3 separate regions of the Mus musculus genome follow, and regions 1 and 3 are each linked to region 2. The links are chromatin loops, found by intact Hi-C in ENCODE. Cell type or tissue: heart. All regions are shown on one strand. Links, peaks and the distances in the headings refer to the core of each region. The heading gives the core; the rest is flanking DNA.

The links. Peaks named below come from ENCODE experiments on the same cell type or tissue, not always from the same donor. Only the 100,000 strongest peaks of a DNase experiment are listed, where the experiment ranks them.
Region 1: a loop joins it to region 2, with 7 times the contacts of the local background. A loop is called at or near these places in 21 of 42 quality-filtered maps.
Region 3: a loop joins it to region 2, with 2.2 times the contacts of the local background. A loop is called at or near these places in 3 of 42 quality-filtered maps.

The regions. Positions count from the first base shown.
Region 1 is chr8:69,713,570-69,721,205 of GRCm38, forward strand. It overlaps Zfp869 (zinc finger protein 869), which reads right to left and starts at 3,333. Exons shown (of 5, transcript NM_001039965.1): 1 at 3,199-3,333. Gm51532 (a long non-coding RNA gene) reads left to right here and starts at 3,538. Exons shown (of 2, transcript XR_003947396.1): 1 at 3,538-4,184; 2 at 5,962-6,227. In heart, for the core only: no CTCF peak of the experiment used is centred there; DNase peaks (open chromatin) are centred at 3,042 and 3,502; H3K4me3 peaks cover 2,349 bases; H3K27ac peaks cover 1,589 bases.
Region 2 is chr8:69,622,662-69,630,297 of GRCm38, forward strand. It overlaps Zfp868 (zinc finger protein 868), which reads right to left and starts at 2,887. Exons shown (of 5, transcript NM_172754.2): 1 at 2,774-2,887. In heart, for the core only: a CTCF peak has its summit at 3,054 (motif pointing right); DNase peaks (open chromatin) are centred at 2,620 and 2,910; H3K4me3 peaks cover 1,905 bases; H3K27ac peaks cover 1,206 bases.
Region 3 is chr8:69,746,570-69,754,205 of GRCm38, forward strand. It overlaps Zfp963 (zinc finger protein 963), which reads right to left and starts at 3,393. Exons shown (of 4, transcript NM_001200023.1): 1 at 3,263-3,393. The coding sequence starts at 3,265. In heart, for the core only: a CTCF peak has its summit at 3,204; DNase peaks (open chromatin) are centred at 3,152 and 3,422; H3K4me3 peaks cover 1,415 bases; H3K27ac peaks cover 1,271 bases.

The DNA of each region.
Region 1 (7,636 bases), core at 1,187-6,186, 91 kb after region 2:
TACTCACCAGCTGGACATGTAGGCTGTTTTTAATTTCCTGGTTATTACAAATTAAGAATGACAATGAACATGACTGTACAAGCATCTCCCGGAGCAGGCTCTAGAGTCCTCTGTCCATGTACACAGCAGTGCTACAGCGAGGTCATGTGTAAGTTAAGACAAATGATAAAAACAAGAAGGGAGAGATCCTACAGTAGATGATGCTTCTGAAAGCCGATGGTTACTAAGCCGTAACTCCAGAGCAGGAAAGAATCACTGCTTATCAGCCATAGGTCAGGGAGACCTAACAGGCTCGCCTGCTCTTCACGGTTGCCCTCCAGAACTGGCTGTTATTACTGAAGACGCCCCCCACACCGGTTACAATGCAGAAAGAAATCAAACTGGCACTGAACTTCCTCCCTGTTGGCTGGCTTTCATGATGCTCTGGGCACTAAGCAGGCTGCTGGGGGAGGAATGACAGGCACAGAATGTCTTACCCAGACCTCCACGACACACAAAACCAACCTGCCAAGCAAGGTGTGTCCACCTGAGCAATAGTGATATAGCTGTTCTGAGGATAACACCAGGCGGCTCTCTAACTGAACTTGAGGCTCACTCCTTCAGAGAATCCATCCCTGTCATAGTAAACTAAACCCAAAACCCACGTCTGCAGCTGGAGGGATAAACTTTGCACCACTGTTCTAGCTCAACTGTCCTGGCACCCAGTTACCTTCTAAATAATGCTCTACTCACAAACAACTGCTCCTCCCCGTCTGAGGTAGAGAAGCCCCTCCGCAGCAAACTCGGAGATGCACAGTTAGTCAGGACATTTAGACCACCACTTCCAGGGCGCTGAGATCACTGTGAAAGATGAGGCACAGACAGTAAGGCCCAGAGACAGTGAGATGGGATGTAAAATGTTGACTTTTCAGCACTGCAGAGCTAATGCTCTGTATGACCTCACTTTACAACAGCAATGCATTGCTGTAACGGACCTGACACAGGACTGGGCCCATCATGATTTAGATACCAAGGGATTCTAAACAAAGGCATTGTTTTCAACTGTGTACCCACTACCGTGCTCAGATGCATGGGCAGGAACCTGCAGCCACACGGATGATCCTGGTTAAAACCAGAATGGTTTTTTTTAGTGGCTCTCAAAACAAAGAAGGAGATGAAGGGGGCAGAAAACATGGATATTTCACAGGGAACTGTAAGCAGGAGAGGACAAAGAGGGAAATCAGAGGGCAGGACATTACAGTAGTCTTTATACATGTATGAAATTGTTAAAGGGAAAAAGAACATCAGATAGGTGTCACGGTGCATGCCTCTTACATGAAATTATATGTGAAATTCCAGCACTTGGAAATAGAGGCAAAAGAACCAGGAGTTCAAGGTCATTCTTGCCTACACAATTTCTATCTCAAAAGCACATGCTAATTTAAAGAAAAGTCAGGCTAAAGAGGTGGTATGGTTCAATGGTTAAGAACACAGATGCTGGTCTGGAGAGATGGCTCAGCGGTTAAGAGCACTGACTGCTCTTCCAGAGGTCCTGAGTTCAAATCCCAACAACTACATGGTGGCTCACAGTCATCTATAATGGGATCTGATACACCTCTACTGGTGTGTTTAAAGACAGTGTACTATATACATAAAATAAAAAAATAAATAAATCATAAAAAAAAGAACACAGATGCTATTTCAGAGGTCCAATTCCCAGAGTACACATGACAGCTTACACCCATATGTAACTACAGCTACAGGAGATCTGATGTCCTCTGCTAGCTTCCGCAGGCACTAGGCATACAAGCGGTGCAAACGAAACACCATACATAGGATACAAAAGGATGCATCTCCCTCCCCTGGCCTCAGAAAGGGATGGACACCAAGCACTAGGATGGCACGGCCTGAAACCAGCCTATCATCTGATACCTGTGTGAGCCAAGGATCTAGTCAGGGACGCAGCTTCAATTCAACTGAGTCCCTGTCAGTTCACCAGGACCAGTCAGTCTGCCTTTCATATCATATAGACCACTACAGCCACTTTCAAACCTGACATCCTCGGGCTTCATTCAAAGCTCTCCCCCTGTGGCTCACTAGTCGTGTGTTCTAACTTCTCTCATCAACTGAAACACTGCTTGCATTTCTCTTCGCCAACTTCTGGGACCCTCTGAACTCTGCTGCAGCCTCTTTAACTTATGCTGGTTGTGTAAACAGCATATGTGGATATAATTATATATTTACCGTGTGATATGAAAAAATATTAATAATTAGGATTTGGAAAAATTGAACCTTGGATAGAATATCTTGGAAATATAAAATATCTTGGAAAAATAGCCTTGGCCAGATTACCACCAGAGGCGTGACACCTTTTTACTTTCTATTCAGTAAATTATGAAATTGTGGAAATACACAAACATATTTGTCTGTTTCTGATATAACATCCTCATGACCAGAAGACACAATCAGAAAAATGTCAGTTCCCAGGTTCAATTACAGATTTAAGATAATTCCCACAAAATGCTAAAAAGTTCTTATCAGGTACATAAAAGACATTGCTGAATTTTATATGTAAAATACTTTTAAAAAAACACACAAAATGGTTAGCACAATGTAGACGAACCCACAACACACTCGTAACATTTCCAATCAAATACACAAGACAACACACTGTTTAGGAAGAATAAACAGATCCACAAAAAAAAATTTTTTTTTAAATTAGGAGACAAGCTGACCTTTGATAAAGTAGTACAATCTTTTCTAGAACTGTTTCTGGGACACCATCCGAAAGAAACTCTTGGACAAAGACTCGGAGAATTTCACAAAATTAACTCACACTTGATGCTAGACCTACGAAGCCCACAACGTCTAGACCACAGCGCAGAGAACACAGCAGTCATAAGTGCGACACCAAAAGCACAAACAGGGCGCCAGCACTGGGCGGTGACGTCACCAACCCGGAAGCTACCCCCTGATTAGGAGGAGTCTTCCGCTCCCCGCGCTCTGCGCAGACATGGCTGGAAAAGCGGAAGTGATTAGAGTCCTCCGAGACAAGCACTGGCCAGTGACGGGGCCCACGTCGCCCAGTGGAACGCACAGGGTGTCCGCTCGGCCGGCCGGTCCCACCGCTCCCCCAACCCCGGGAAGGACCTATCACCCCGGCTCACGCGGCTCAGCCGACCGCTCCTCCCCATCCGGGGACAGCGGCCCCGCGCTCACCATGGCGCGGTTGCTGAGCTCGCCTGCGCTCCCCCTACAGCTCCCGGCAGCGGCGATCACACCGCAGCTCACGGGACCACGCGATGCCTGCTTAAGAACAGAATCTGCAGCATGGCGGCGGATAGGACCCACCTCTCGTCTCGTCTGGTGTTCTTGATTGGACATCTTGCCCCGAAGCTTTGATTGGCTAGAGCTGCACCACAAGTCTGATTGACAGGAGTTCCCTAGATGCAGCTGCGTGGATGACTCAATTCCATTGCTCTAATTGGCTAGCATGCCCTGAATGATGAAGCAGTTCCTTTAGGCGCTCTTGAGTGAGTGGCCTGGCCTGAAGGTTCTGATTGGCTAGCACTGCCCTACGAGGGCCTGAGTGACAGGAACAGCTTCGCTTGGTCCTTGTGAATGAATGTCCTGCCCTCAGGGCCCTGATTGGCTAGTGAAATCTGAATGACAGCTCCCATAAGTGGATGAACTGAAATTAAAAGACGTGGACCACACAGACCTTCCCAACTCTGGCTTTCACCCAAGTTCATGCAAGTCTGCTTCAAGACGATCTGATTGAAGCAGGACTTCCTTGTGCATCCCAGAACTTTCACAGCTTGTCTTCTTGCACTCAGTAGGTACTTAAGGTTCTTCCTCTTGGAAGCCTTGTTTTTGTGCACAGTCTATTACATACACTCCCCAAGGCAGTGATCACTTTGCCTCACAACTAGACCAGGGCCCAACCCAACCCCTATCACATCGAAACAAGACTTGATGTCCTCCGGGTTTCAGGAATTTCAGCAAGTCACGCCAAAGATTGCTCAATTATAACAAGTTGCACCTTTTCTTTTTAAGCAGAGAAGCGAACCCATTCCAAGACCAAGGTGGTGTTGCTTTTCCTGCAATCCCAACAAAGGAGGTGGAAGCCAAAGAACCAGGAATTCGGGATATACTTCCTGAAAAACTTCCAGTATCAATCACAGACTACTCCAGGTCAACAGAAGGTATTGAAAGACTCCGAGAGGAGCCCCTCGCTCAGGCCTCAGGACAATAGCGGACACCCAAGAACTCACGACAGACCGAGCTTGTTGCAAACCACATGAGGCTTTATTCGGGGAAAGCCAGAGCTCTGGGGACGACTCATATCCCACGCAGGGGTAGAGGAGTTGTCCTCGAGGGGAAAGAGGTCCCAGTTTTTATAGGCCCTCAGGGGGGAAAGGAGAAGGGGGAGATTAGGGGATTTCCAGATCTAAACAATGTCTATTCTCAAGAAATGGGTATGGGAGGGGTACAAGGAAAGAGTCTAATGAAGGTGCAGCAATGGGCACACACCTGGTCAGAACTTTGGCAGACACACAGGTTCAAGAAGTGGCCAGAGCATTGTGCACCTCTATTTTTCTAAATCAGTGAAGCTAGTTCTGCTAACACTGACGTCTATCTTGCCAATTTCAGGGCTTCTGTGTCCTTTTACATTCTGCCAGGATCTTTCAGTATTTGAAGGAGCCTTACACATTGAAGATGCCTGTATCCACGAGGCCACAGAAATGACCAAACCACACTAGAATAGTGAAGGAAGACAGGAGATAGCTAATTTTTAAATAAGCAGATAGCTAAGGAGAGTGGCTCTGGATCAAATCAAACTGATTAGGAGTTCATCCACTTGGGATCCAAGGATTTACTCCAGATTCTTGCCCAAGAGAAGCTGCCTCATGGTCCATCCATTTGCCTAGGAATTTCATAAGTTCATTCTTTTTTAATAGCTGAGTAGTACTCCATTGTGTAAATGCACCTACACGGCTAACTTCACACATATACCACACATGCACACATGCACGTTCACTAGCCCCATTCCACTGAGGGTCACTCACAACCCACCTGGTAGGCTTGACTGAGCTAACTCCCTCTTGCCCTCTGTGCTGTAGGCCACTACTAACAAGGCCAGGTAGGATCTGAGAGCCTTCTTCATAGAAACTTCAAAGATTTTATTCTTTAATATCATTTAATATGAACCAATCAGCTAAATGTATGCTGGCTGGTCCATTTCTAGAAGGATAAATGCACTCTTGCAGTTGTGCAGTTTTGCTCCACAATCTATATGTATGAATAAAGTATACTTGGGGGAGGTGGCTGGAAAGATAGTTCCAAAGTTAAGAGCACTGACTGCTCTTCCATAGCATCTGGGTTCAATTTCCAACACCCACATAATGGCTCACAGTAACTCTAGCCCTACAGGATCCAACATCCTCTTCTGACCTCCCTGGAAGAGGCATGCACGGTGCACATACATACATGCAGAAAAACCAATCACATGAAATTCATAAAGGGCCACAGTGCGCCCTCTCTGAACACCACACCCACCTGTTGTACAGGAGACTGTGGCTTTGTGTGAATATGTGCTTTTTGAGGGAAGATTTTTGGCTTGGTTTGGTTTTTTTTTTTTTGTTTTGCTTTTTTGTTTTTTAAACAGGGTCTCCCTAAATAGCTTTGGGCAATCTGGAGCAATAATAATCTTAATAATAATAATCTTCTGCATGTAGACTGCAAACTTTTCATTCTGTAATTTGTAGCTGGTCTTTGCTACTTTGTGGATTCTTCTTTTCCCACCCTTTACCCCCGCACCCCACCCCATTTCACCCCATCACTAAATAGGAAAGAGGGAGGGAGGGAGGGAGGGAGGGAGAGAGAGAGAGAGAGAGAGAGAGAGAGAGAGAGAGAGAGAGAGAGAGAGAGAATGAATTCCTAAATCTAATGTCTTTCCTTTTGTTTCTTCTTTGACCACAGCAATTACAAACCAACCTCCCTAAATGGCCAACGAGCACCTGCTCCAGCTCCTGGGGAGCTAGCATTCATGTACCCTCCGAAAAGTTCTCAGAATTCCGAATGTCACAGAGACATCACAGTATCACACAATATCGCAGAAACTATCTGCGGCTGGCAATACCATACCTCTGCTAGAGCATGAGGCAAATCGTAGTCAGCTGCTTTGGACAGTCTGAAGTGTCCCATATCTCCACTCCTTGGTTTAAAATGAAAACACATTCTTATAATATTTCTGTGTTTTTAAAGAAACCAAAATTCTGAAGTTGTCACTACATTAATTCTTCACTGAATAGAGAAACCAAGGGGTGGAAAGAGAGCTTGCAGGAAACAGTAGCAAAAAGGCAAGCAATAGCTAAGAAGTAATTACACAAGCCAGGCTTGGTGTCACACACGTTTAATCCCAGCATTCTGGTGGCAGGGGCAGGCATTTTTCTGAGTTTGAGGCTATGGTCTACATATTTCTGAGTTCTATGGTCTACATAGCAATATCCAGACAGTCAGGGTTGTATGGTGAGACACTGTCTCAAAAACAAACAAACAAAACCACACCTCTGAAACCACAGGCATAACTGATACAATCATCAGCATACAGAAGAAGGGCTTAAAGGACACTGGAGACACTCCTGAGAAAGCAGACACGGTCTGATGAAAGGCTTCTAAGGAGAATTCATTAGAAGAGACAAACACAGTCATATTGTGGTGATTAAAGAAAACAGTCTCTCAAGAGAAAACTGGGATTCTGCACACTTAATTTAATAAAAGAAATACTAGCCGGGTGTGGTGGCACACACCTTTAATCCCAGCTCGGGAGGCAGAGGCAAGCGGATTTCCGAGTTTGAGGCCAGCCTGGTCTACAAAGTGAGTTCCAGGACAGCCAGCTACATAGAGAAACCCTGTCTCAAAAAACAAAAACAAAAAACAACAACAACAACAAAAAAAAAAACTAATGGGCTGTAGAGGTACAAATAAACTGCAACCCAATAACAGTGTCAATACAATACATTTGGAACAAGGCAGGTGATCAAGCCAAAACAACAACAACAACAACAACAACAACAACAACAAAAACATCAAATATAAATATCAAAAGTTGAGAAGTACGGAGCTGGAAAGACGGGTCAGTGGTTAAGAACACTGGCTACTCCTCCAGAGGGACCAAAGTTTGGTTCCCAGCACCCACATTGTGGTTTACAGCCCGCCATAACTCCAGTTCCAGGGGATGTTACTCCCTCTTCTGACCTCCAGAGACGCTAGACACAAATATGGTGTGCATACATATATGCAGACAATGCATTCATACACAGAGTATGAATTCATATATATGTGTGAATTATATATACTTCCATCAGGGAACCATTTCCTCTGCTCAGATCTATGCAGAGCAGGAAAAGAAAATGTTCCACTCCTTTCTCTTTTATGATTTATGTCTCCTTTTTAACCAATGACCATAAAAACCACCATTCTCTTAGAAGATTTTTCTTTTTAATGTGCTCCAGGCCTGGGAAAGAGGAACGCTGCCAGACAACACAACCTAGACAGAATGGGATTTTCCCTTCTGTCCAACACTGACCAAGGAAGGAAATGTTAGAAAACATTTCAATAGGTTCTTTTTAAAGGATTAAAGATAGCTTCTAAA
Region 2 (7,636 bases), core at 1,135-6,134:
CTGCTCTTCCAGAGGACCCAGGTTCAATTCCCAGCACCCCGGTGGCTCACAGCCATCTGCAACACCAGTTCCAGGGGATCTAACACCCTCCTCTGTCCTCCCCAGGCACCAGCACACAGACTTACTTCTGTGGGCAATACACCCACAGAAATAAAATATAAAATTAATTTTAAATCATTATCATGCTATATTTAAGGGAGAATAAAACTGTATGTCAACAAAAGGGGAAGTAAGCTTCTTCGGAAGAAATAAAAAACTGGTTTTGCCCAAAGAAAATCTCAAAACTCAAAAAATTCAAGGAATTAATGTGATACCATAGCAAACATATAGGATACATAATTCTATCCTACTCCTGTACATTGGCAATAAGCAATAGGATATAAAAGGAAAAACACTACGCTGCTTGTACACCAGTAGAGATAAATGACACAAAGAAAATACACAAATAAAACAAAGAACTACAGACATACTGGGTGTGGTGTTGCACAGACTCAAAAGGCAGAGACAGGCAGACTGCTGTGATTTCCAGACCACACTGGTCTACAAAGTTCCAGAGTTCCAGGTCAGACAGGTCACAAGTGAGATTTTGTCTAAAAAAGACAAAATAAGGGGTTGGGAGGGGAAGTCCGCAGACATTAACTATAACTTTCTTTTTTTTTTTAAATTATGTATTTTACATGTATGGGTGTTTTGCTTCCACCACATGCATGCCTGGTACCCACGAAGGCCAGAAGAGGGCTTCATATCTCCTTGGAATGAAATTACAGAACGGTTTAAGCCACCATGTGGTCACTGGAAATCAATCTACAAGAGCAGCAGTGCTCTTAACCACTAAGCCAGCTCTCCAGCCTCACACTTCAAATCACCAATGAAAGCAATGAACCTAATAAAGCAAGTGCTACTGCAGGATCCTGGACGTGAAGTGTTGAAGGGCACAGTCGGCTGTGTCCTGTCCCAAGTTACTCCATACTGTGAGAAAACAGTGGTTTTCCAGACAATGCCTTGCCCTGAGTGACTCCATTTGACTCCATTTTGAGGAAAGAGAATGACTCCAGCCCCTTGGTACATGCACAAACAATACTATCTGTTCAGCCAGATATCACAGGCTTGTTCCTGAGAACAGAAAGAGGGCTACTCTGTAAGTTTATCAGGGTGAGTTGAGACTAGATGGGCATGTATTACAATGCTATCAGGGAAACCAGGGAAGGGCATAAATCCCTCTCCTGGCCTCTTAAATTGATAGACACCTACTAGCACTAGGATGTCTGACCCCAAACCATCCTATCGTCTGATAACTAGTATATAGATGAAGAAAGGACAAGTAGAGACTTTTGTCCCTGAGGTTTCAATAGGCCCCATGACTCACCTACTCACCTGCCTGGCCTTCCACCTAGTCCCTATCCAGACCTGGACCTGAGCCCACAGTTGCCTGCTCTCAGGGCCTTCTATCTAGAACTAAGCAGCATGGCTGACAAGCCTGAGTCCTCTCTGTGACTTCATCAAAGGCTCGCTCCCTGTGGCACAATTGTTTTGAGTTCCTTTTCATATCAGGACAAACTCTACCTACATTTCTCTCAGCCTACTTCTAAGTATTCATTTTATAAACTAAATATATGCAGAGATATACTGTGTGCTTTGACATGAGAATTAATATTAACAATTAAAACTAAAAGAAGGGCTGGAGAGATGGCTCAGTGGTTAAGAGCATTGACTGCTCCTCCAGAGGTCCTATGTTCAATTCCCAGCAACCACATGGTGGCTCACAACCATCTGTAATGGGATCAGATGCTCTCTTCCATTGCGTCTGAAGAGAGCGAAAGTGTACTCACATACATAAAATAAATAAATCTTAAAAAAAAAAGACTAGAATAAAACCCACATTAACCTTGTCCTAATTACAAATGTAAGTGAAATCACTTGGCAAATTGCTGCCATCAAAACCTTTTAAGTTTATTGTTATTCAAAAATATTTGATACTTTGGGGAGATACAAATGTGTCTATCTTATTTCTAGCATAGTATGCTCATGTTCTCAGTTTAAACTAGTAGTTCAACATACTTCCAATAAAAATGCTAAAATAAACAAGAAATAAAGGTTGTGTGGAAATGAAGAAAAGGACCAGAATGGTGAACACAATACAGAAGAATCGACTACAATGCTTCCTGACTAACAGTTCTCGGCGAACCTCGGTACGCAAAACAATGCACTATTTGAGGGAAGAAAAATTAACAAGCCCACAAATGCATAAGCAGAAATAAAAACAAAAATATAATCAAAGGATGTCTGACCGAAGAACAAAATAAATTCAAGGAGACAAGTCATCTTTCCCAGAGCTGGTTTTAAACATCTTTGCAAAGAAACTCACTGGACTTTACAAATGTCGTAAAATTAACCTAAAGAGGTTGCCACACTTACATGTGGAAAGCAAAGTTCAGAACTTCTCGAAGACAGCACAAAGAACCTAGACAGCCTTAGTCTAGCAAGCAGCCTTCAGCGCACCACCAAAAGCAGGACGTCCCCGCCAGCCCGGATCGTGACGTCATCCGCGTACTGGCTTCCGCCCATCCCCCGCCCCCCGCAGGGCGGGACCTCCCGCTCAGCGCTGACGCCAAGAGGATCAGGGCGGAAGTACCTACGGACCGCAGGCGGAGGCCCAGGTCGCAGCCCCGACGTCCCCGCGTTCACTGCCCCAACCCCAGGGAGGACCCACCACCCCGGCTCCCGCAGCCCAGCCGGCCGCTCCTCCCATCAGGGGACAGCGGCCCTCGCTCACCATTGCCAGGCTCCGAGCTCACCCGCGCTCCCCCACACAGCTCCAAGCACTGGCTCCCACAACGGCTTTCCTCAGTTTCGGTGAAGAACCTTTAGCTAACATGGCGGCCGAAAAGAACCCGCCCCCCCGCCTCCTAGAAGCTTCTGATTGGACAACCTGTCTGTAGCTCCTGATTGGTTAGAACTGCTCTAGGTGATCTGAGTGACAGGAGTAGCTCCTCTTGCAGTTCCTTAGGCTGTGAGTCTAGAGCCCATTGTTTAGTGTTGCGGTGGCCAGCAGGTGTCAACATAGGTTCATGGCTCTTGTGTACCTCTAGGTGTGCCCTACTGAATGATTCCAGGACCCTGACCAGTGAAAATAGTTAACGATGTCAGGCCAGTTTTGTGACTCTGACTTACCTAGGGACAAGTCCGCTGAAAGAACCAAACTAGTGTTTGGTGATGACAGTTCAGGGGGCACTGTACCATAGCTTCTTCAGAATATTTTTGTTGAGACTCTTCCTTTATTGTGTACAAGAGCCTCAAACTCGTAGTCCGCCTCAGTCAATGTGCCTAAAGCCATTTTTTTTCTTTTCTTTTTTATTGGATATTTATTTACATTTCATATGTTATCCCCTTTCCCGGTTTCCCTCCCTCCAAGAAACACCTTATTACATTCTTCCTCACCCTGTTTCTATGAGGGTGTTACTCCACCCAACCACACACCCACTCCCACCTCCCAGCCATCAATTCCCCTATACTGGGGCATCTATCGAGCCTTCATAGGACCAAGGACCTCTCCTTCCATTGATGCATGACAAGGCCATCCTCTACTTCAGTCCTTTCTCTAACTCCTCTATTGGGGAATCCCATGCTCAGTCCAATGATTGGCTGCCAACATCCATCTCTGTATTTGTAAGAATCTGGCAGGGCCTCTCAGGAGATAGCCATATCAGGCTCCTTTCAGCATGCACTTCTTGGCATCCACAGTAGTGTCTGGGTTTGGTAACTGTATTTGGGATGAATCCCCAGGTGGGACAGACTCTGAGTGCCCTTTCCTGTAGTCTCTGCTCTACACTTTATCTCCATATTTGCTCCTGTGAATATTTTGTTCTCCTTCTAAGAAGGACCGAAGCAACCATACTTTGTTCTTCCTTCTTACTGAGCTTCATGCAGTCTGTGACTTGTATCCTGGTTATTTGGAGCTTTGGAGCTAGTATTCACTTATCAGTGAGTGTATAAAATGTGTTTTCTTTTGCACCTGGGTTACCTCACTAAGGATGATATTTTCTAGTTCTATCCATTTGCCTAAGAATTTCATGAATTCGTTTTTAATAGCTGAGTACTACTCCATTGTGTAAATGTACCACATTTCCTGAATCCATTCCAGATTTGAAGGATCAAATCTTCAAATCAGGGATCAGGGTTGTTTCCAACTCCTACCTCTTATAAAAAAGACTGCTATGAACATAGTGGAGCATGTGTCCTTCTTACATGTTGGAGTATCTTCTAGTTATATGCCCAGGAGTGGTAGAGCTGGGTCCTCAGGTAATACTATGTCCAATTTTCGAGGAACTGCCAAACTGATTTACAGAGTGGTTGTACCAGCTTGCAATACCACCAACAATGGAGGAGTGTTCCTCTTTCTCCACATCCTCTCCAGCATCTGCTGTCACCTGAGTTTTTGATCTTAGCCATTCTGACTGGTATGAGGTGGAATCTCAGGGTTCTTTCGATTTACATTTCCCTGATGACTAAGGATGCTGAACATTTCTTTAGGTGCTTCTCAGCCATTTAGTATTTCTCAGTTAAGAATTCTTTGTTTAGCTCTGTACCCCATTTTTAATAGGGTTATTTGGTTCTCTGGAGTCTAACTTCTTGAGTTCTTTGTATATATTGGATATTAGCCCTCTATCAGATGTAGGGTTGGTAAAGATCCTTTCCCAATCTGTTGGTTGCCTTTTTGCCTTATTGACAGTGTCATTTGCTTACAGAAGCTTTGCAATTTTATGAGGTCCCATTTGTCAATTCTTGATCTTACAGCACAAGCCATTGGTGTTCTGTTCAGGAATTTTCCCCCTGTGCCCATATCTTAGAGGCTCTTCCCCACTTCCTCCTCTATAAGTTTCAGTGTTTCTGGTTTTATGTGGAGGTCCTTGATCCACCTAGATTTGAGCTTTGTATAAGGAGATAAGAATGGGTCAATTTGCATTCTTCTACATGCTAACCACCAGTTGAGCCAGCACTATTTGTTAAAAATGCTCGTTTTTTATACTGGATGGCTTTAGCTTCTTTGTCAAAGATCAAGTGACCATATGTGTATGGGTTCATTTCTGGGTCTTCAATTCCATTCCACTGATCTTCCAGCCTGTCTCTGTATCAATACCATGCAGTTTTTACTACTATTTCTCTGTAATACAGCTTGAGGTTGGGGATGGTAATTCCCCTAGAAGTTTTTTTATTGTTGAGAATCATTTTCGCTATTCTGGGTTTTTGTTATTCCAAATGAATTTGCAAATTGTTCTTTCTAACTCTAGGTAGAGTTGAGTTGGAATTTTGATGGGGATTGCATTGAATCTGTAAATTGCTTTCGGCAAGATGGCCATTTTTACTATATTAATTCTGCCAGTCCATGAGCATGGGAGATCTTTCCATCTTCTGAGATCTACTTCGATTTCTTTCTTCAGAAACTTGAAGTTCTTGTCATATAGATCATTCACTTGCTTAGTTAGAGTCACACCAATATATTTTATAGTGAAGGGTGTTGTTTCCCTAATTTCTGCCTCAGCCTGTTTATCCTTTGAGTAGAAGAAGGTCATGGATTTGTTTGAGTTAATTTTATATCCAGTCACTTTGCTGAAGTTCTTTATTAGCTGTAGGAGTTCTCTGGTGGAATTTTTTGGGTCACTTAAGTATATGATCATGTCTTCTGCAAACAGTGATATTTTGACTTCTTTGTTTCCAATTTGTACCCCTTGACCTCCTTTTGTTGTCTAATTGCCCTAGCTAGAACTTCAAGTACTATGTTGAATAGATAGGGAGAGAGTGGGCAGCCTTGTCTAGTCCCTGATCTTAATGAAATTGCTTCAAGTTTCTCTCCATTCAGTTTGATGTTGGCTAGTGATTTTCTGTATATTGCTTTTATTATGTTTAGGTATGGGCCTTGAATACCTGATCTTTCCAAGACTTTTAACATGAAGGGATGCTGAATTTTGTTAAATGCTTTTTCAGCATCTAATGAAGTGATCATGTGGGGGTTTTTTCTTTGAGTTTGTTTATGTAGTAGATTACATTGATGGATTTCCATACATTGAACCATCCCTGCATCCCTGGGGTGAAGCCTACTTGATCGTGGTGAATGATCATTTTGATGTATTCTTAGATTCAGTTGGCAAGAATTTTATTGAGTATTTTTGCATAAATGTTCATAAGGGAAATTGGTCTGAAGTTTTCTTTCTTCATTTGGCCCTTGTGTGGTTTAGGTATAAGTGTAATTGTGGCTTCATAGAATGAGTTAGATAGTGTACCTTCTGTTTCTATTTTGTGGAATAGTTTAAAGAGTATTGGTAATTAGGTCTTCTTGAAAGGTCTGTTAGAATTCTCCACTAAACCTATCTGGTCCTGGGCTGGTTTTGGTTGGGAGACTTAATGACTGCTTCTATTTCTTTAGAGGTTATGGGATTATTTAGATGGCTTATTTGATCCTGTTTAACTTTGACATCCTGTATGTATCTAGAAAATTGTCCATTTCATAAAGATTTTCCAATTTAGTTGAGTATAAACTTTTGTAATAGGATATGATGATTTTTTAATTTCCATGCTTTCCGTTGTTATATCTCCCTTTTCATTTCTGATTTTATTAATTTGGATACTGTCTCTGTGTCCTCTGGTTAATCTGGTTAAGGGTCTATCTATCTTGTTGATTTTCTCAAGGAACCAGCTCCTGGTTTTGTTGATTCTTTGTATAGTTCTTTTTGTTTGTACTTGGTTGACTTCAGCCCTGAGTTTGATTATTTCCAGCCTTCTACTTCTCTTGGGTGTATTTGCTTCTTTTTGTTCTAGATCTTTCAGTTGTACTATCAAGCTGGTAGTGTAAGTTCTCTCCAGTTTCTTTTTAGAGGCACTTAGAGCTATGAGTTTTCCTCTTACCACTGCTTTCATCGTGTCCCATAAGTTTTGGTATGATGTGTCTTCATTTTCATTAAATTCTAAAAAGTCTTTAATTTCTTTCTTTATTTCTTCCTTGACCAAATTATCATTGAATTGAGCAATGTTCAGCTTTCATGTATATGTATGCTTTCCATTGTTTTTGTTGGTATTTAAGGTCAGCCTTAATCCATAGTGATCTGATAGGATGCATGAGATTATTTCAATCTTCTTGTATCTGTTGAGGCCTATTTTGTGGTCAATTATATGGTCAGTTTTAGAGAAGGTACCATGAGGTGCTGAGAAGAAAGTATATTCTTTTGCTTTAGGATGAAATGTTCTATAAATACCTGTTAGATACATTTGATTCATAACTTCTGTTATTCTCACTGTGTCTCTGTTTAATTTCTGTTTCCATGACTTGTCCATTGCTGAGAATAGGGTGTTGAAGTCTCCCACTACTGTTGTGTGGAGTGTATTGTGTGCTTTGAGCTTTAGTAAAGTTTCTTTTATGAATGTGGGTGCCCTTGCATTTGGAGCACAGATGTTCAGAATTGAGAGTTCATCTTGGTAGATTTTTCCTTTGACCAGTTTGAAGTGTCCTTTCTCATCCTTTTTGATAACTTTTAGTTTAAAATCTATTTTATTTGATATTAGAATGGCTACTCCAGCTTCTTTCTTGGGACCATTTGCTTGGAAAATTGTTTTCCAGCCTTTTACTCTGAGGTAGTGTTTGTCT
Region 3 (7,636 bases), core at 1,187-6,186, 120 kb after region 2:
CTAGAACTCACTCTGTAGACCAGGCTGGCCTCAAACTCAGAAATCCACCTGCCTCTGCCTCCCAAGTGCTGGGATTAAAGGTGTGCGCCACCACTGCCTGGCTAACCAACACCTCTTTATGAGGAAAAAAAGCATGCAAGTTAGATCTAAGCTTAAAAGCTCTTTCTGGTACCCAAAACCTTAAAACCCAAGAGACTTCAGTCAGTAAAGAGAAAACATGAGGGGAGAACGTTGTAATGTAAGCATCGGAATGAGAGCGGTGCCTCAGGATGCCCAGCTCCAGACAAGACGCCAAAGTTCACTGGAGAACTAAAGAAAGATGCTAATTCAGGAACAACCCTGACCATGGTGCAGAGCTTTAGTGGCTTTGCTGAGCTACTTAGAAGGACTCCATACTTAGGATGCAGGAAAAGCATTGAAGGATCTCAGAGATGGGCTAAAGTGGGTCTGTAAAGGAGCTGAAAGAAGGACAGAGATAAGAACATGGTCTACCCACATCACCAGAAGTAAATGAGGCAAGACTTATGTGAAGCTGAAGTTCTTAAAGAAAGTGGACAGAAGGGCAAGTGCAAAGCTAGGGAACTCCCACAAGGCTGGAAAGCCTTTTGTTTACACTTATTTGTTTTATGTATATGAGTACAATGTAGCTGTGAGCCTTCAATTCCTTGTTGGGAATTGGATCTAGGACCTCTGCTTGCTCCAGTCAGCCTCACTCCCTCAGGCCCAAAGATATTATTATAAATAAGTATACTGTAGCTGTCTTCAAACATACTAGAGAAGGTGGCATCATACGGGTGGTTGTGAGCCACCATGTGGTTGCTAGGATTTGAACTCAGGACCTTCAGAAGAGCAGTCAGTGCTTTTACCCACTGAGACATCGCTCCAGCCCCCTGTAAAACCTTAAGAATGGCTCACAGGAAGCAAAAATGGCAAGACAGTGCAAATGGAAAAAACTAAGTCGGTCCAGTGGCTGCGATGAGCTCTGGGTTTTTCTCTCCAGCATGGAAGTAAGCCCAGAGTGCAAGCTGCTCACCTTCCAGAGGTTCACAGAAGCCAGGCAGGACTGAGGGAGAGACAGTGGAAGTGGCTGTGTGTGTCTACCAGAGCCTCGAGAAGCACAGCCTAGTGGGTAGCCCTGGGGAAAGCCAGTAAGCTTGAGCCAGCCATACCAAGTCATGGGGGTTAGGAAAGGCATGAAGGCCAGATGAAGATGCTACAACTGGAAAGAGAACAGGACAGGGGAGCCACTGAGACTTTAAAAAGTAAGAGTCTAGGGTAGAAAAGGTGTAGCAGCCAGAGAATCAGGGAGATTTCCTGTGAGACTGGGTCTCCTAGAAATAATATCTCACTTACTCATAAAGTCTATTCAGAATGAGCTGAGCAAAGATAACACCAATGGACATGAAAAACTGGGTAGGGACAAGCCCACAATGCCTCAATCGTACACAAAGAACTACAGGTAACTAAGGAAATCTGGGAGTAGGAGAGATACTCTTCCCCAGGGACGAGCACACTGCTTGCTTGTCCAATGCTTGACAGTCAGCCCTGAAAACATACACACGGGTAACATTCCATGGACTGAGCAGGTTATAGTTAGGAATATAGATGTTACAAGCATGCAACAACAATTAATGGAATAAGAAGCAGCCACGAATGTGAAGAAGAGCAGGGAGGATTATGGAAGGAGGTTTGGAGGGAGAAAAATGAAGGGAGAAATGTTTAATTGTATTAGAATCTCAAAATAAAATTGTTAAGTATAACACATAAAATACAAGTCTTTTCAAATAGGAAATTCCAAGACCAACAAAAACTCAAGGAAATAATAAGAAAACTTCTTGGGGCTGGGGAGATAGCTCAGCGGGTAAGACCACTAACTGCTCTTCTGAAGATCCTGAGTTCAAATCCCAGCAACCACTGGGATGTGTTCTGGTGAGTCTGAAGACAGCAACAGTGTGCTTATTTATAATAATAAATAAATCTTTTTTAAAAAAATCTTCTTGAATACAAGATTAACACAAGAAGTCCATCTTCCAGTATAATAGCAATGAGCAACTGAATGGTTAGCAATTTCCCCGAGTATGTAGCACCACAGCTCAAAGGAGACACAAAGAGAAGCATATACTAAATTTCACAAAGATCCTTGGATGAAGATAAATTTCTTTTTCAAAAATGAATCAAGCCAGGCACGGTGGCACAGGTCTTTAATTCCAGCACTTGGGAGTCAGAGACGAGGGATCTCTGTGAACTCAAGGCCAGCCTGAGCTACATGGCAAATTCCCATACAGCCAGGAATACATAGAGCAGTCACTCTAAACCTTCCTAACGCTGCGGCCCTTTGATACATTTCCTCATGTTGAGGTGACTCCCAACCAAAAAATTATTTTTGTTGCTATGTTATAATTGTAATGTTGTAACTGAGCAGTATCTCAGTTCCTAAAGCCATTGGGAATTAGTGTTTTCTGATTGTCTTAACCGAAAGGTAAAGAACCACTGACACAGAGAGATCCAGTGTCCAGAAAAAAGAAAAAAAAAATCAAATAAGAATATGCACTGGCCTAGTAAATAGAAGACAACACCAAGATGTTGCTTTCCTCAATTTACACTATAAATTCAAAACACAATCCCAACAAGAATGCTAACATCTTGTGTAACAGCAGAAAGCCGTTCTAAGGTTTATATGTAAAGGGGGAAAAAAAACCCTCAACGTTCCAGACAATTCTAAATAAATAGTACACAAATAAAAGATTTTATCTTTACAAAGAAATTTAATGATCATAATAGTGTACGAATATTTGGAAACTAATTTATCTACAAAACAGTATAAAAAAAGAACCTCACAAAATAGTCAATGTTCTTTTAAAAGAGCAAATTAAACTCAGGAGAGTAATTGTCTTCACAAATACTATCCAACATAGGCATAAATAAGCAAAAACTTAAGAGTTTACAACTCCCACAAAAGTATTTCAAAGTGGACTCTCCACCAATATGTGAAGACAACTCAGGGGAACCGGCAGGACCTTGAGTTCAGCAAACAGCCTCAGGGTACAACACAAAAACCACTTCGTGGCCGTGACGTCACCGACACGGAGGGCGGGGCCTCCCCTGCGGCGCCCTGAGCTCTGCGCAGACGCGGCCGAAGGGCGGAGCGACACAGCCGCAGCGACCTAGTCGCCGCCAACCGCAGCGGGCCTAACGCCGCACAAGCGAAGAGCTACCGATAGCTGCCACTCCTCTCCACCTGGGACAGCGGCCCTGCGCTCACCATGTCGCGGCTTCCGAGCTGCCCGTGCTCCCCTCACAGCGGCGGCCACAGCGCAGCACACGCACCCACGGGGCCTCCCTGAGCCACGGAGTTCAGTCTACAACACGGCGGACAGAGAAAATCCGCCTCCCACTGCCCTACCTCGCTCTTGATTGAGTGGTGTAAGCTTGAAGGCCCTGATTGGCTAGGTCCGCCCAGCGACTGCTGATTGACAGCAGGAGCTGAAGTGATGACCAGGCAGTCTCTGCCCTGGACTGCCTGCCTTTTACTCCAGCATATGGTCAGGAGAATTTACATTGACGCAGAACTTGTTCTTGTTCTTGGAGAGCTGGGCCCTGCTGTCTCAGTGAACTCGGCAAGCACTTCCTAGTCTAACAGGGTACCAGATGGTTCTCGTAAGCAGTCCAGTTACCAACTCAGTGTCTAATACAATGGCCCCTGTGCCTCAGACCTAGGAGGCCAGTCAGACCACTCTGGTTCCAGTTGATACTGAGAGGTTGAGAGCACATGCTGCTCTTCAGAGGACCCAAGTTCAATTTCCAGAACCCACATCGGGTGACTCCAAACTGTCTGCAAATACGGCTGCTTAGAGAACCCAGGACCACCAGTCCAGGGATGGCCCCAGCCACAATGGGCTTTCCCCCCATTAATCTCTAATTTTTAAAAATGACCTCACAGGCTTGCTTACAGCCCAAGCTCATGGAGACATTTTCAATTGAGGCTCCCCACTCTGATGACTCAAGCTTGTGTCAAATTGACATAAAACTAGCCTGCACAAATAAACATACCCAATGCAAACAAACAGACAAAATTAGAGTTGATAAAAAAAAAAACAGGAGCTGGAGAGATCGCTCAGTGATTAAGGGCACTTGCCTGACATAGTTACATTTCTGTTGCTATGATAAAACTTCATGATTGAAGTGACTTATAAAACAGTTTAACCAGGCTTAGAGGTGCAGTGTGTAACAGTCCATGCTGGTATTGTTAAGGCTTGGCCACAGGCTGAGGACTCACACCTTAATCCACTGAGAATGGCACAAGTCTTTTAAAACCTCGAAGACCACCTCCACCACCAAGGCTGCACCCAATTCTTCCCAAACAGTTCCATCACTGGGGACCAAACACTGAAACATGGCCTATGGAAGCCATTCTCATTCAAACCACCTCCTTCCACTCCCTGGCCCCCATAGACCATACTATAATGCAAAATGCATTTGGTTCTCCGTCAAAAGTCCCCATAGACTTTCACAGTCTCAACATTATTTAAAGGTCCAAATATCTTCTAAGGCTCAAGACAATTCTCTCCTTGGCGGATGTCTCATGGCTCTAGGATCTCCACTGAAATCCAGGTTTGAATTCCAAAATGACTCACAATAGCTTCTCAGTACCTTCCATGCAGGGACTACACTGCCATACACTCTCCATAGTTACAGACTTGACTCTAAAGTCAGAACCACACAGACATCATGGCCAAATTCTGCTGCCTTCTTGGGATGGAGCCTGGCCCCACTGAATCACATTTGCAGCCGTTTTCCTTTGTCATGGTTTTGGGGAATAGAAAATTACTTGGGCTTTTCCTTTTTACATGTTAGAAGCTTAGCTGGGTAGGGTCTTGTCCAGAGGCACCTGTGGTAGTTTGAGTGGCAGGCCCCCATATGTTCATATACTTGAATGTTTGGTTCCCAGTTGATGGATTGTTTAGGAAGGATAAGTGTGGCCTCATTAGAGGAAGCATGTTGCTCAGGGTGGGCTTTGGGTTTCAAAAGCCAGCACCTGGCCCAGTCTGTCTGTCTGTCTGACCCAACTCTCTCTCTGGGTGTGGATGTGGGTGTGTCTGCCTGCCAGCCTGCTTGGTGGCTTGAGGTGGAATACAAGCTAACAGCTACTACTCCAGCACCACACCTGCCTGTTACCATGCTTCTTGCCACAATGACCACAGACTCTAACCCTTTGAACTATATATAATGTCTGAATTAAATGCTTTCTTCTATAAGTTGCCATTGTCATGGTTGTCTATTCACAGAAAGAGAACAGCAACCTCTGTTCTATGGACTAATATAACTATTTCCTTACATAGATTAGAACAAGACAATGAGGTCTTTATCCCAATACAAATTAGGTCTTGCCTTGATCTCTTCCCATCCCTGCCCTCTCTTGGTTGTTAGGCAGGGTTTCTCTGTGTAGCTTTAGCTGTCCTGGAACTCACGCTGTAGACCAGGCTGGTCTGGGATTCAGAGATTCACCTGCCTCTGCCTCCTAAGTGCTAGGGTTAAAGGTGTGCACCACTGCTGTTTTTTAAGGATTTATTTTCATGTTGTGTGTGAGTGTTTTGCCTACATGTATGTCTGTGTACCACATGTGTGTCAGGTGTCTAGAGAGGCCAGAAGAGGGCATAATCTCCTGGAACTGAAGAAACAGAGCTGCCCTATAGGTGCTTGACTTAGTAATATGTAAGCATCTCCTATGTGTGGTATTAGTTTTGGCAACATGGAACCTGCGAGATGGAGAAAGGCTGAGTACTAGCAGCATGTGGGAATGACACCTAAGTCCTCCGTAGGGGCAGCCAGTGCTTTCAACCTCTGGGTCATCTCCCCAGCCTTGGTCTCCTTTTCTCTTTCAGCACAAACCTTGTTTCCAACACTAATTGTTCTGACATTCTTTTTTTCTTGAAGCTATATATTCCATATTTTTTTTGGCCCCACTTGTTCTTTTTCACTGTAGACCTGTATTAAGATAGATAATAACCACACAACAGAATTAATGTTTATTATCTTTTTTGGGCCAGGCATGGTTGCACTCCTTTTATCTGAGCATTTGAAAGGCAGATGCAAGCAGATCTTAGAATTTAAAGCCAGACGATTCTAAAGTGTGAGTTTCAGGATAGCCAGGACTCAGAGAAACACTGACTGAAGCGTGTGTGTGTGTGTGTGTGTGTGTGTGTGTGTGTGTGTGTGTGTGTGTGTGTATTATTACAGTTCTGCATAAGATCTAATAACCAATTTAGTTTAAAGTTAGTCTCAGGCAAATTCATACAAGGGCAGAAAGCAGCCACATTCTTTTGCCAAGAATGGTCTCTAGCCCAGTTTTGCCAATATTGAAACTTCTTAAGTTCTGCCTCCACAGTCTACAGAGCTCTCAGCACTGCTGTTTTGCATCCTGTTAAGACCTGCTTACAAAGTACAACTACTTTCCTATGCCAAAGTCCCAGTCTTCTCCATTCCTCCAAAAACCAGCATGGTCAGGGTTGTCTGTCACAGTAGTATTATATTATATACATTTTGGTACCAAATTTCAGTTCCTTTTCTACTACCGTGACAAAACACCATTACCAAGGCTGACAATCTATAAAGGAAACATTTAACTGGGCTCAGGGTTTCAGAGGTTTGGAATCTATGATGGGGAGCAAGTGCACAGGGAGTTGGAGCAGCAGCCGGAAGTTCACACCTTGACCTGCAAGCTGAAGGTGGAGAGGGAATGACTTGAGTCTTTTTTTTTTTTAGTAGTAAAGCAAGTTATTCATGGGGACAGAGCACTTTCTTTTTAAGATTTATTTTATTAATATATGTAAGTACACTGTAGCTGTCTTCAGACACTCCAGAAGAGGGAGTCAGATCTTGTTGCGGATGGTTGTGAGCCACCATGTGGTTGCTGGGATTTGAACTCTGGACCTTCGGAAGAGCAGTCCACTGAGCCATCTCACCAGCCCCGACTTGAGTCTTTTGAAATCTCAAAGCCCACTGTGAAGGTTTGAGTAGGTATGGCCCCCACAGATTCATATGTTTGAATGCTTGGACATAGATATAGGTAGTGGCATATTAGGAGGTATGGCCTTATCTGGAGGAGGTGTGGCTTTGTTCAAGGAATTGTGTCACTGTGGAGGCAGGGCTTTGAGGTCTTTTTTCTTTGTAAAAAGTTTATATATTCATACACCAAATTACATGCACTGTAGGTACTTTAGGTAGATAGTTAATAGTATAATTTCTTATGACTTTTTTGTTTCCTTATTGTAATATTAACCTCTTTCTTCTCTCTATATTTGTCTTTCTCCTCGTTCCCTAATTAGAACTTTTCGTTCTCCTATGTACTCTTCAGATCACTTTTTTTTTCCTTGGATATTTTCTTTATTTACATTTCAAATGTTTTCCCCTTTCCAGGTCTCTCCTTCAGAAATCCCCTATCCCACCCATCTCTCCCTGCCTCTAGGAGGGTGCTCCCTTATCTGCCCACTCTAGCCTTCATGCCCTGGCATTCCCCTACACTGGTGCACTGAACACCCTCAGGCCAAAGGGCGCTCTTCCCACTGATGTCCAACAAGGCCATCCTCTGCCGCATATGCAGTCAGCGCCATGGGTACTCACTGGTTGGTAATCCATC